Linked DNA regions of Homo sapiens: region 2 is linked to region 1. The links are chromatin contacts, found by Hi-C or POLR2A ChIA-PET in ENCODE. All regions are on one chromosome and are shown on one strand. Each heading gives the region's core, a stretch centred on a gene start or an enhancer-like site at or near the end of the contact. The rest is flanking DNA. Distances are from core to core; before and after follow the strand shown.

Region 1 (6,492 bases), core at 3,359-5,858:
CTCTGTGTCCCAATCCCTTATTTCCGCACCCCGACCTCTTATCTCTGTGCCCCAATCCCTTATTTCCGTGCCCCAACCCTTTCTCTGCTTTTCTGGAGGGCAAGAAACCCCCACCCCCTTCTCCGTATCTCTACTCTTTTCTCTAGGCTTGCCTCCTTCACTATGGGCAAGCTTCCACCTTCCATTCCTCCTTCTTCTCCCTTAGCCTGTATCCTTAAGAACTTAAAACCTCTTCAACTCTCACCTGACCTAAAATCAAAGTGTCTTATTTTCTTCTGCAATGCCGCTTGACCCCAATACAAACTCGACAGTAGTTCCAAATAGCCGGAAAACAGCTCTTTCAATTTTTCCATCCTACAAGAGCTAAATAATTCTTGTCGTAAAATGGGCAAATGATCTGAGGTGCCTGACGTCCACGCATTCTTTTACACATCAGTCCCTTCCTAGTCTCTGTGCCCAGTGCAACTCGTCCCAAATCTTCCTTCTTTCCCTCCCGCCTGTCCCCTCAGTCCCAACCCCAAGCGTCGCTGAGTCTTTCTAATCTTCCTTTTCTACAGACCCATCTGACCTCTCCCCTCCTCGCCAGACCAAGCTAGGTCCCATTTCTTCCTCAGCCTCCGCTCCTCCACCCTGTAATCTTTTTATCGCCTCTCCTCCTCACACCCGGTCTGACTTACAGTTTCGTTCTGTGACTAGCCCTCCCCCACCTGCCCAGCAATTTACTCTTAAAAAGGTGGCTGGAGCTAAAGGCATAGTCAAGGTTAATGCTCCTTTTTCTTTATCCCAAATCAGATAGCGTTTAGGCTCTTTTTCATCAAATATAAAACCCCAGCCGAGTTCATGGCTCGTTCGGCAGCAACCCTGAGAAGCTTTACAGCCCTAGACCCTAAAAGGTCAAAAGGCCATCTTATTCTCAATATACATTTTATTACCCAATCTGCTCCCGACATTAAATAAAACTCCAAAAATTAGAATCTGGCCCTCAAACCCCACAACAGGACTTAATTAACCTCACCTTCAAGGTGTACAATAATAAAAAAAGTTGCAATTCCTTACCTCCACTGTGAGACAAACCCCAGCTACATCTCCAGCACACAAGAACTTCCAAACGCCTGAACTGCAGCGGCCAGGCGTTCCTCCAGAACCTCCTCCCCCAGGAGCTTACTACAAGTGCTAGAAATCTGGACACCAGGCCAAGGAATGCCTGCAGCCCAGGATTCCTCCTAAGCCGTGTCCCATCTGCGCGGGACCCCACTGGAAATCGGACTGTTCAACTCACCTGGCAGCCACTCCCAGAGCCCCTGGAACTCTGGCCCAAGGCTCCCTGACTGACTCCTTCTCGGCTTAGCAGCTGAAGACTGAGGCTGCCTGATTGCCTTGGAAGCCCCGTAGACCATCGCGGATGCCGAGCTTTAAGTAACTCTCACAGTGGAGTGTAAGTCCATCCCCTTCTTAATCAATACGGAGGCTACCCACTCCACATTACCTTCTTTTCAAAGGCCTGTTTCCCTTGCCTCCATAACTGCTGTGCGTATTGACAGCCAGACTTCTAAACCTCTTAAAACTCCCCAACTCTGGTGCCAACTTAGACAACACTCTTTTATGCACTCTTTTTTAGTTATCTCCACCTGCCCAGTTCCCTTATTAGGCCGAGATATTTTAACCAAATTATCTGCTTCCCTGACTATTCCTGGATTACAGCTGCATCTCATTGCTGCCCTTCTTCCCAATCCAAAGCCTCCTTTGCGTCCTCCTCTTGTATTCCCCCACCTTAACCCACAAGAGACCTCTACTCCCTCCTTGGCGACCAATCATGCACCCCTTACCATCTCATTAAAACCTAATCACCCTTACCCCACTCAATGCCAATATCCCATCCCACAGCAAGCTTTGAAAGGATTAATGCCTGTTATCACTCGCCTGCTACAGCATGGCCTTTTAAAGCCTATAAACTCTCCTTACAATTCCCCCATTTTACCTGTCCTAAAACCAGACAAGCCTTACAAGTTAGTTCAGGATCTATGCCTTATCAACCAAATTGTTTTGCCTATCCACCCCATGGTGCCAAACCCATATACTCTCCTATCCGCAATACCTCCCTCCACAATCCATTATTCTGTTCTGGATCTCAAACGTGCTTTCTTTACTATTCCTTTGCACCCGTCATCCCAGCCTCTCTTCGCTTCACTTGGACTGACCCTGACACCCATCAGGCTCAGCAAATTACCTGGGCTGTACTGCCACAAGGCTTCACAGACAGCCCCCATTACTTCAGTCAAGCCCAAATTTCATCCTCATCTGTTACCTATCTCGGCATAATTCTCGTAAAAACACACGTGCTCTTCCTGCTGATCGTGTCCGACTAATCTCCCAAACCTCAATCCTTTACAAAACAACAACTCCTTTCCTTCCTAGGCATGGTTAGTGCAGTCAAAATTCTTACACAAGAGCCAGGACCGCACACTGTAGCCTTTCTGTGCAAACAACTTGACCTTACTGTTTTAGCCTAGCCCTCATGTCTGCGTGCAGCGGCTGCCACTGCTTTAATACTTTTAGAGGCCTTTCCTACAAGGTCTGAGAAGGCCACCACAGTCATTTCTTCCCTTCTGTCAGACATAATTCCTCAGTTTAGCCTTCCCACCTCTATACAGTCTGATAACAGACCAGCCTTTATTAGTCAAATCAGCCAAGCATTTTTTCAGGCTCTTAGTATTCAGTGACAGACTAATGGTCTATTAAAAACACACCTCACCAAGCTCAGCCACCAACTTAAAAAGGACTGGACAATACTTTTACCACTTTCCCTTCTCAGAAGTCAGACATGTCCTCAGAATGCTACAAGGTACAGCCCATTTAACCTCCTGTATAGATGCTCCTTTTTATTAGGCCCCAGTCTCATTCCAGACACCAGACCAACTTCGACTGTGCCCCAAAAAACTTGTCATCCCTACTATCTTCTGTCTAGTCATACTCCTATTCACCGTTCTCAACTACTCATACATGCCCTGCTCTTGTTTACACTGCCGGTTTATACTGTTTCTCCAAGCCATCACAGCTGATATCTCCTCGTGCTATCTCCAAATTGCCACTCTTAACTCTTGAAGTAAATAAATAATCTTTGCTGGCAGGACTATGCTGAATCTCCATAGGCACTCTCTAATTAAATGTCCTAGGTCCTCCCAATTCTTAGACCTTTTATACCTGTTTTTCTCCTTCTCTTATTCCATTTAGTTTTTCAATTCATACAAAACCGTATCCAGGCCATCACCAATCATTCTACATGACAAATGTTTCTTCTAACAACCCCACAATATCACCCCTTACCACAAGACCTCCCTTCAGCTTAATCTCTCCCACTCTAGGTTCCCACGCCACCCCTAATCCCGCTTGAAGCAGCCCGGAGAAACATCGTCCATTCTGTCTCCATACCACTCCCCCAAAATTTTCACCGCCCCAACACTTCAACACTATTTTGTTTTATTTTTCTTATTAATATATGAAGGCAGGAATGTCAGGCCTCTGAGCCCAAGCCAAGCCATCGCATCCCCTGTGACTTGCACCTATACGCCCAGATGGCTTGAAGTAACTGAAGAATCACAAAAGAAGTGAAAAGGCCCTGCCCCGCCTTAACTGATGACATTCCACCATTGTGATTTGTTTCTGCCCCACCTTAACTGAGTGATTAACCCTGTGAATTTCCTTCTCCTGGCTCAGAAGCTCCCCCACTGAGCACCTTGTGACCCCCCTTCCCTGCCCACCAGAGAACAACCCCCTTTGACTGTAATTTTCCATTATCTTCCCAAATCCTATAAAACGGCCCCACCCCTATCTCCCTTCGCTGACTCTCTTTTTGGACTCAGCCCGCCTGCACCCAGGTGAAATAAACAGCCATGTTGCTCACACAAAGCCTGTTTGGTGGTTCTCTTCACACGGATGCGCATGAAACTTAGTTCATAATTGGCTAAGCCAGGGCTCAAATCCAGGTCTGCTGATTCCAAAGCCTGTGACCTTAGCTGTGAGGCCAAGGAAGAAGGGATCACGCACACCTCTGACCACCCCAGCTGCCTACCCTGACCCCACAACTTCCTTGCTCCTGGAGGCATGGAGCAGGGACAGGGGTGGTCCACCTGGTTGGTAATCAATCACTCATTCATTCCTCTACTCAACCAGTCACGTGTGCACTCAGTAAACATGTATGGAGGGTGCACTAAGTGCCCAAAGGGGGGTGAGGCACTGGGATCGGTGGGTGAACTTTCAGATGCAATCCCTCCCTCATGTAGCTTATAAGCAGTGGGGCCTCAGATGTGAAGGCAAAGCTCAGAATTCAGGGGATTCAGGGTCCCCTGGCAGGTGCCCAGGGTGCTAGAGAGAGCAGGTCAGGAACACTCTTGAACAGCGGAGGCCCAGCCTGGCTCGTCCCCCTCCTGCCCCCTGGGGCGGGTGTCTGCGGCCTCCAGGCTACTCCTGGATGATTTTATTAGCTGTGTTGGGAGCATATGGTCCTCGGACATGAGACCTGAAGTAGTATTTACTGGAGAGCCGAGGACACCGGGTTCCCGTGTGGGCTGGGTTTGGCACGCACTCGGTTACTGATTGATAGGCCATTCAGGAAACAAAGACCACAAGAGAATTCAGCATGCTCCTGGCTCGGGGCCAAGCCAGCCTCATCTCCTTTGCTTTGTCAAGTGTGTCTTTTTGTCTGCCTTCATCACTTGCTGGGCGCCTCTGTGTTCACTGCCGGGAGGAAGCCAAGTGTGTATTTGCAGGGGCTGTGGGGGTGTATCCAGCTTTTCTCTAAGAACAGCTATCCAAGGGGCGGGAGGGAACAAGGGGGTCAGCCACAGCTCTCCCCTTACCCCTTCCCCTGAAAAGTCACAGCTCCTTGACGTGTGAGCTGAAGCTTGGGACTTTTGTCTTGTGTCTGTTTTTTCCAAAGCCAAGTCCAGAGACAGACCAGGGCCTTCCCAAGGTCACACAGCAAGCCAAGGGCAGAGCTGGCAGTGAAACCAATTTTCCACCTTCCACGGTGTGGTCTGCACTGAGCTGCAGGCAGGGCTTCCGGGGCCACAAATTGCTTCCCCAGCTCAGAACATTGCCCTCTTCTCCCCTCCCTGCTGCCCTGCTCACCAGGGGGAATTCCTCTCAGTGACACCAAAGAAGCCCTTTGGGGAAGTGACAGTGAGCATTTCTTGAAAAGGGAACCAAGTTTAGACATCTAGAGACAGTAGCAGCCGCGGTGACTGGCGGCCTCCTGGGGCTGAGGAACTTCGGGGTGTCACTCAGGGTGACAGCAGGTAGCCCAGCAAGCCCATAGGAGCAGGACAGGCCAGGCTGGGCCTCCACTGTTCCAGGACTGTTCCTGACCTGGTGTCACCTGCACCCTGTGAAGGGAAGCTCAGAATTCAGGGAGACTCAGGGTCCCCTGGCAGGTGCTCTGCCCTGGTCTCCCGCCCTGCCAGGGGACCCTAAGTCTCCCTAAATTCTGAGCTTGCCTTCACATCTGAGGCCCCACTGCCTACAAACTGAAAATGAAATCTGCCAAAACGGGTTGGGGAGCTGCCACTCCTGAACATAGCTCGTCCCAGTCCCTTCTAGGCATGAGGTCCCTCCACACCTGGGGGAGACCCTCCCCCAATCTCCCAATGCCACCTTCTTTGCCCCTCCAGTGTCAGGTTGAAGCTCTGGGAATGAACGTTTGAAGTTCTAAACAGGATTTCTTCCCAAGTCCTCAGTCACTCAACGGCAAACTATGAAGTGTCCCCAGCCTGTGAGGCTCCTCCTGCAGCCAAAACTGGGAGGGGGCACTGAGTCTGGGCCCAGGCTTTCTTCCAAGGCTAGGACACTCGGGCCCTTCCGTGGCTCTCCCAGTGCAGCCCTGGGCTCAGCACTGCCCTCCCAATGTCCCGGAAGGAGGCCGCTGTGGCCCTGGCTCCGAGGCCCAGGCCCAATCCATCTTCCCAGCCAGTGACTCGCTCTGACAACAGGGCCGAGCTGCCGTGGCATTTGCCTCTGATCTCCGCTGGCCAGGCATTTGTCAGGCAGCCTGCTAGGAATGAAGAATGGGCGCTTGGTGAGGCACAGATTACCCGCCCCAGAGGCCCCTGATGAATTGCAGTTCAGAGCTCAGCTGCCTGGGGCCATGGATCAACAGGGAGGCGACTAATCTCCCCCACAGCAGCCCTGCCGAGCAGAGCGGAGGGAGGGTGGAAGCCTGGAGAGTCTGGGAGGAGACGCTACACCACCCCCTGCCCTGGGCCTTTCTTCAGCACAACACCCCTCACGCCCTCCACTCCCACCCGTCTGTCCAGGGAGCCCACTTCCTTCACTAGACGCAGCGCCAGTGGAGACGCTCAGTTCTTTGGGGGCACCCCTTCCTTGCTCCCTGTACAAGAGAGAGAGTTCGGAATTGCTGGGGGGGTGGGGTGGAGATTTCTCCTGATGCCCCAAAGCATTTAGAAAAACTGGAGGCCCATGCCAGGGGCACCCTCACCC
Region 2 (6,589 bases), core at 1,973-4,472, 410 kb after region 1:
CCCTCCATGGAGAGCTCCTAATTTCCTGTCTTGAAATTTTCTTTTCTCTGAGTTACCTTTGGGGCAATTCTAGATCTTGTAAATTGCTTACCATCTCTTTGGAGACACCTTGTGTGTCCCTGTTTAAGTTATCCCCTTACTTAAGGTTTATTAATTTCACATAGGAGGTTACCTTTAGGTAAAGATTCAAAAGCCAGAAATATTGGCCATTTGTCCTGGCTAAAATCTGGTAATAAAAGATTTTTATAGGATTTTTATTTTGAGAACTCCATAGTCAGAAATCAACTTAATTAAAGACGATATTTGGGCTGTATGTATACAGATATTGTTTTAAAAGCCCCTGCTGGCCAGGCACAGTGGCTTATGCCTATAATCCTAGCACTTTGAGAGGCCAAGGTGGACAGATCGCTTGAGCCCAGGAGTTTGAGACCAGCCTGAGCAACTTGGTGAAACACCATCTGAACAAAAAAAAAATACAAAAATTAGCTGGATGTAGTGGCAGGCACCTGTAGTCCTAGCTACTCAGGAGGCTGAAGTGGGAGGATCACTTGAGCCCAGGAGGCTGAGGCTGCAGCGAGTTGTGATCGCACCACTGCATTCCAACCTGGCGACAGAGCGAGACTCCATCTAAACAAACAAAAAGCCCCTGCTTTCCCTCTAAGAACTTCTCAGTCAATGGAATTTTGTCTTGATTTTCCATTTCTGTCTGTCTGTGTATTTATATGTGTTGTATGTATAGTATTTATATAAAAGAGCTCTAATTAATTGGCTTAAAGAAACTAAAATCAAACATTTTATCAGAAAAAATTGAAACTTTAATCTCTTTTAGGTCACGTGACTCTAATGATTTTTAAACATAAAGACAGTGTAAATAACATAAAAAATAAAGACAGTGTAAGTAAAGAATGTGTTTTGGTGGGAGGTTATAAGAAGGCGTGTGAATATGGTTTCTGTTAAAGAGAACGTAATTTTGTCTAGCTCAGAGGGTTTTAACTATTGGCCTCACCTAAAAGAGTAATGGGACAGCTGGGCATGGTGGCTCACGCCTGTCATCCCAGAACTTTGGGAGGCTGAGGTGGGGAGATCACTTGAGGTTAGGAGTTCCAGACCAGCCTGGCCAACATGGCAAAACCCCGTCTCTACTAAAAATACAAAAATTAATCAGGTGTGGTGGTGAGCGCCTGTAATCCCAGCTACTTGGGAGGCTGAGGCAGGAGAATCACTTGAACTCGGGAGGCGGAGGTTGCAGAGAGTCGAGATTGTGCCACTGCATGCCAGCCTAGGTGACAGAGTGAGACTCTGTCTCAAAAAAAAAAAAAAAAAAAAAGAGTAATGTGACAAAACTGATGGTTTAAGCAAGTTGAAAAGGGTTTGTGAAGGGTTAATCTCATGAAAAGTTCTGTGGGTATAAGCAGGTTGGCTAAGATTTAAAGGGGATTACTTAGTTTTTCCATAGGTCGAACACTGAAATAAAAGCACACTGATGTAGGGCCAGAATCCGGGCCCATGTGTCTGAATAATGGTTTTCTAGAGAATTTATTTGTTTAACAGAAAATTGTAAAGAATTATGAGAGGTTTGTGGACGTTTTACCTTATGGTCAAACTATGATTGTATAGATTTGTTTATAAGGTTTTATTAAGAATTGGATCTAACATTAATAATATACTAATGCAAAGGTGAAATTTTGCTTTCTCTCATAAACAAGATTTTTGCATAATATTTTAAAATAATGAGATTTTTGTTTACCTTTTAATAAACAACAGAAAAAGGAGGAGAGAGGAAATAGATTCGGTTGGCATCATGCTGTCTTTATTGCGACCTGCTTGGAAAGTTGACTCTCCCCTCTATCAGCAAGTAAAGATTTTTGCCTTTTAGAAATTTTGGAGTTATCATTTTGGCTACCTAAATGACTTGTAGTGACTCTATACTAATCTTCTCTGAGCAACTCTCCTCCATATCCTGTTGGGTAATGAGAACAAGTGGCACCCCCTCCCTCCAAAAAATCCATACCCCTTTATATTACAGAAAAGAAATCTTCAGAAAAGAGACATGCTACAATGAGACTACCATACAAGATGTGAAAGTTACCCCCCAAATTACAATATCATGAGACAAAATAAGGGAGAGCTGCTGTCTCTCAGTGTTTGTCCCTAGTAAGGACAACTAACCACTGAGCAAACGGACAACTGCACAGCCTTCTTTTACTCACAGAGTGTTGTCCACCTGCAGAGCCAAGTCCTCTCAATCTATCTGCACACTGCTGTGCACTTCTAGGCTCTCAGATGTTTTTAGGTCTACAAGTCCATATAACCACTCTAAGCCATGCGTCTTAAAATATGCCCTCATTTTCCATTGTTAAGCCATTGAATACAGACTGGTAGGTCACGTGGCTTCTGTAACACAGTCTAGGTCACATCGGTTAATGCTCTACGCGAATGGGACCCTGGAGGTCCTTACTCCTGCTCTCTTCTCCAGAGTAGGTTATACCTAAACCATCCTGCATCAGCCTTTCCCAAGGTCAGGGCTGTGCTGAGGGTGTAACAAGCATGGACAGTAGCCTAGCTTTCTTGGGAGATTTAAGTCTCGGGCTTCTAAAGGTTAAATATTGGTTTGTCTATAATGGGGAGAAGAAAAACAGTGGTATAACTATGTAAAATGATGGATATATTAATCTGCTTCACCATAGTAAACTTTTTACTATCTACATGCATCCCACAACATCATGTTGTATACCTTAAATACACACAATAAAATTTGTTTAAAAATAAAATTAAAAACTGTCTTCTAAAAAGAAAAACAGTGAAGAAAGAGCTCTGCTGTGAGCTCAAGAACAGCCAGTCACAGCTCCACCTAAACCCACGGGTGACTTAAAAGCTGAAGCCTTGTCATAATCATTGTCACGTACTCTTATTATGATGAAACTTTGCTCCTCTTTTTGCTGAGGAGATTCACCTAAGTTACTCTACACGACAGTAACTGAAACAGCACCCATTAGACTACTTTATGACATCCCCCTGCAGAGATCAAGAGTTCTGCAATCGCAGCTTCACAATCCTGAGAGACTACCAATTCAACCAGCCTTCAGGACTGGCACACTTCTGTGTGAGAAAAGTTCAAAAAATGGCTTAAGAAATTCAAAGCAACTGCTTACCCAAGATGAAGAGCACCCAGGGGAGGCAATGCACTGAAATCTCCCCACAGCTGCAGTCCCCAAGCTCAACTGAAAGACTGCTGCGAGCACTCTAGGTTAGGCTCAGAGCAAACCAAACACGTGCCTTCTGAAGTGGTTGCAGAGATGCAAACAGGAACCTCTAAATCAAGGTTCTCATTTCAGTCATCTGGCCCATTACCCAATTGTTATGTATACTTTCATTCTAAAAAGAGGTGACAAATTCAACCTACTGAGGTGAACCTCACACTCAGACCTCTTCAGGTGCCATCTCCCCTTTTAGATGACAAGCCCTCTGAGGGTAGGAGCTTGAATGGCACCAGGCAAATAGGTGCTGAGAAAGAAATCCATTTCATGCAAACAAAATACAATAAACGTAATATTAACACAAAACCTTCTGTGTTAAAGATACAGCAACCTCTTTTATTTTTCCTCTCAAAACAGAGGTGCAACCTCGCCAGGCAATCACCCAATCCCTGCTTCCAAAGATACGCCTGCCCAGTCCTCCAACTCACCATGTAGACATGAAAGTTTCCTCTGGCCATGTGATATCAGCATTTCCAGAATACAGGCAGCCATTGATTCCCATAGAGAACCTCTTGGGTGACTTGGACATCCTAGATTAGAACTCAAGGTTTCTTCACTTCAAGATACCTCTCAGTCTTAGTCACCACTTCAAAATAGGTGTTCTCAATGTACGCACCTTCAACCTCGGCTAGATTGGCTTGACCTAGGCATGGGCAGACTCATGGAACTTGTCCTGTATCATCTGAAAAGCTGTTGAACGTTTGCTCCCAAGCACTACGCTGCATGGTCCTTGAGAAGTGATGTGCTAGAGAGCCAGCAATCTCCACAGCATAAATATTCCCATCATAACCTATTTCAAGCTACCAACAGTTTAACAACTGGCTTGCAAAATTCCTAAAAAACTTAATACAGGTTGAGTATCCCTTATCCAATATGCTTGGGACCAGAAATGTTTCAGATTTCATATTTTTTTCAGATTTTAGAATATTTGCCGAATACATACAAGTTGAACGTCCCTAGTCTGAAAATCCAAAATGCTCCAATAAGCATTTCTTTGGAGCATCATGTTGGCACTCAAAGTTACAGATTTTGGAGTTGAAATAGCAACCACTCTTTTGTATTTTCAGATTAGGGGTACTCAGCCTGTAATCAGCTCTTGCTATGTAAGCTGGTTCCAGCACACCACGGAACCTCTGCAGGTTCTTGCGGGGGTACAGCTCCGACATGACTGGTTGCACGATGCTGAAAACCACTGTTAAATCAAGTTTAGCCTAAAGCTGCCTCCTTACATATTTTAAGTTTGGCCTAAAGGTTTCTCTGTACATCATGAACTATAACGTAAATGGAATAGTATACGGACTCTAGTCTACTCTTGTGCCAGTCACTGAGTTTGGCCAATCGAAGATGGCCAATGATTCAAACTATTCAAATAAGGCAAACACCGAGCTGTAACCAATCCGGCTATTTCTGTACCTCACTTCTGTTTCCTGTACATGACTTTCCTTTTGCTGTCCATAAATCTTCCACCACGTGGCTGCGCTGGAGTCTCTGAGTCCACTCTGGCTCAGGAGACTGCCTGATTCATGAATCATTCTGTGCTCAATTAAACTCTTTTAAATTTAATTCAGCTTTTAATACCACAAACCCCCATCTTTTTCACATGACAATTCCCACCTTTTATGTAGATATGCACACACCAAAAGGTAGCCAAAGGGTACAAAGAAGTTTATTGACTATGATGCAGTAAAGATACCAAGAGTTACAATATTTGTGCATATGGCCCAACAGTGCCTACCCTCCTACAAAACAAAAACAAAAACAAAAAAAGGCAATGAGGTGCAGCAGTTAACAGCCCAACACTGGAGTCAAAGGAATGGAGCTGCCTCTTCTGGCAGCAAAGTTTCAAGTTGTGCAATTAAATAATAGTCTTGGTCCACTCCTTGTGGGTCTTCTTACAGTTTCCCTTTAGAACCATAACTGAGTGACTTAGTAGAACATTCATATTCAGGATGTGGCCTCCAGAAGTGTCGTTTTGTTTTGTTTTGAACAAAGACGTGCTACCTTCTCTCTTGAAGCACCAGTGCTGGGTTCAGGAGCTACAGAGGACTAAGATGTTCCCCAAGTAGCCTGAAGTAACAGGTCACATGGAAAACACAAAGCAATTGGTGAGTCCACATTTTGTAATAGAATTAAGAGCGTAATGCATAAAACTTAAAGTCATGTAACCACATGTAAAAACTTCAGCAGCTAAAGAAAAATTCTGGAAGGCTTTTAACCCCTTCTGAACTAAGTTCCCTTTCTAAACGAGGCTGGTTTCCATGGCTGTGACAAGAGCTCATGAGGTAGCAAAAAGAGAGAGAGAATAGCACCTTAGAAGTTACTCAAACAAGAGGTGAAACAAATAAGTAAACAAAAAAAGACCACTTTATCTTCCTTTCATCCTTAAAGAAGGCAGGTGTCTGTACACTGCTTTGTGATCCTTCGAAGAATAAAAAGCTGTAACCCAAATCTCAGTATAAGGGATGAAGAAGGAAAATGATAGCAGCTGATGACTGGGATGCGACCACAAACCCATATAGTAAACTAAGTTATCAACGTACTCCCTTACCACGAAGGACTTCATTCAGTCATTTAAAAAGCAAGGGACTAGTTCAAATCATGATTAAGGCTATAAAAGAACACGACTGAGTATTCACAGAGCACCAATTACCTCAAGTTTAGACTAGGTGTCAATCTACAAACATACTACCCTGCATTAATCTTCACAACACACCTGCGAGGACATTACAAGAAGGCCCAGCCAAAATTAGTTCCTCATTTAATGGGATATGGCTTTCAGTGGGTTCCTGTAACACCATCTCTTTCTTGGAGAAATGAGGACCTGCAAAATAGTCCCCCTCACAATGAGATCTCTATCTTCAAATCTCTGAGAGCCCAAGTTATTTACTCTCATTGCTCAAGTTGCTTTCCTCTCTCTGTTGAGGTGTCAGAAATGGTCACGTTAGATTGGCCTCAGACAACCACAAAAGTTAACAAGCAGTCCCAAAGTACCGTGAGGTTTAACCACTGGAAATGTAAACTGCCGGTCCTGTCTTTGCCCTTCTACTTCCTCGCGTGACCAGAGTCAAATCACAATGTCCTTCAACTAACCAGATTCGCTCATCTGTGGACTAGGTTAACAGAAGAGGCTAGGCCAAATCTATGATACGGATCTAACAACCCAAATTTTTTAAATTAAGTCTTCAAAAAAAAAAGAAAGAAGTTGAGAGAGAGAAAAGTGATTTTTAAACTAACATATACAGTCTGAAGCGCTGTAATATGGAAACTTCCTGAACCACCTAATGAAAAATCATGAAAAGGGATCAACCTGTTGAAAGAATAGAGACAGGTGA

What was found. A loop is a pair of places that touch in the nucleus more often than their neighbours do. ChIA-PET counts read pairs that join two places held with the same protein, here RNA polymerase II (POLR2A). Pooled maps may share reads with other maps.
Region 2: a loop to region 1 is called in a map with no recorded cell type, with 13 times the contacts of the local background. The contact joins the promoter of JAML here to the enhancer-like site in region 1. A Hi-C loop is called at or near these places in 5 of 37 single-sample maps with no recorded cell type and 9 of 50 pooled maps. POLR2A ChIA-PET finds 5 or more read pairs at or near these places in 1 of 52 experiments (B cell).

The regions. Positions count from the first base shown.
Region 1 is chr11:117,810,388-117,816,879 of GRCh38, forward strand. It overlaps a transcript of DSCAML1 not described here. Among named protein-coding and RNA genes, the nearest start is that of FXYD2, 11 kb to the right of the region's middle. RefSeq lists enhancers at 3,423-4,000, 4,790-4,869. Within about 2 kb of position 4,609, at least 12 of the 41 ENCODE cell types and tissues checked have a DNase peak (open chromatin) inside an H3K27ac peak, as active enhancers do.
Region 2 is chr11:118,221,789-118,228,377 of GRCh38, forward strand. It overlaps JAML (junction adhesion molecule like), which reads right to left and starts at 3,223. Exons shown (of 10, transcript NM_001098526.2): 1 at 3,153-3,223. It overlaps MPZL3 (myelin protein zero like 3), which reads right to left. Exons shown (of 6, transcript NM_198275.3): 6 at 4,902-6,589.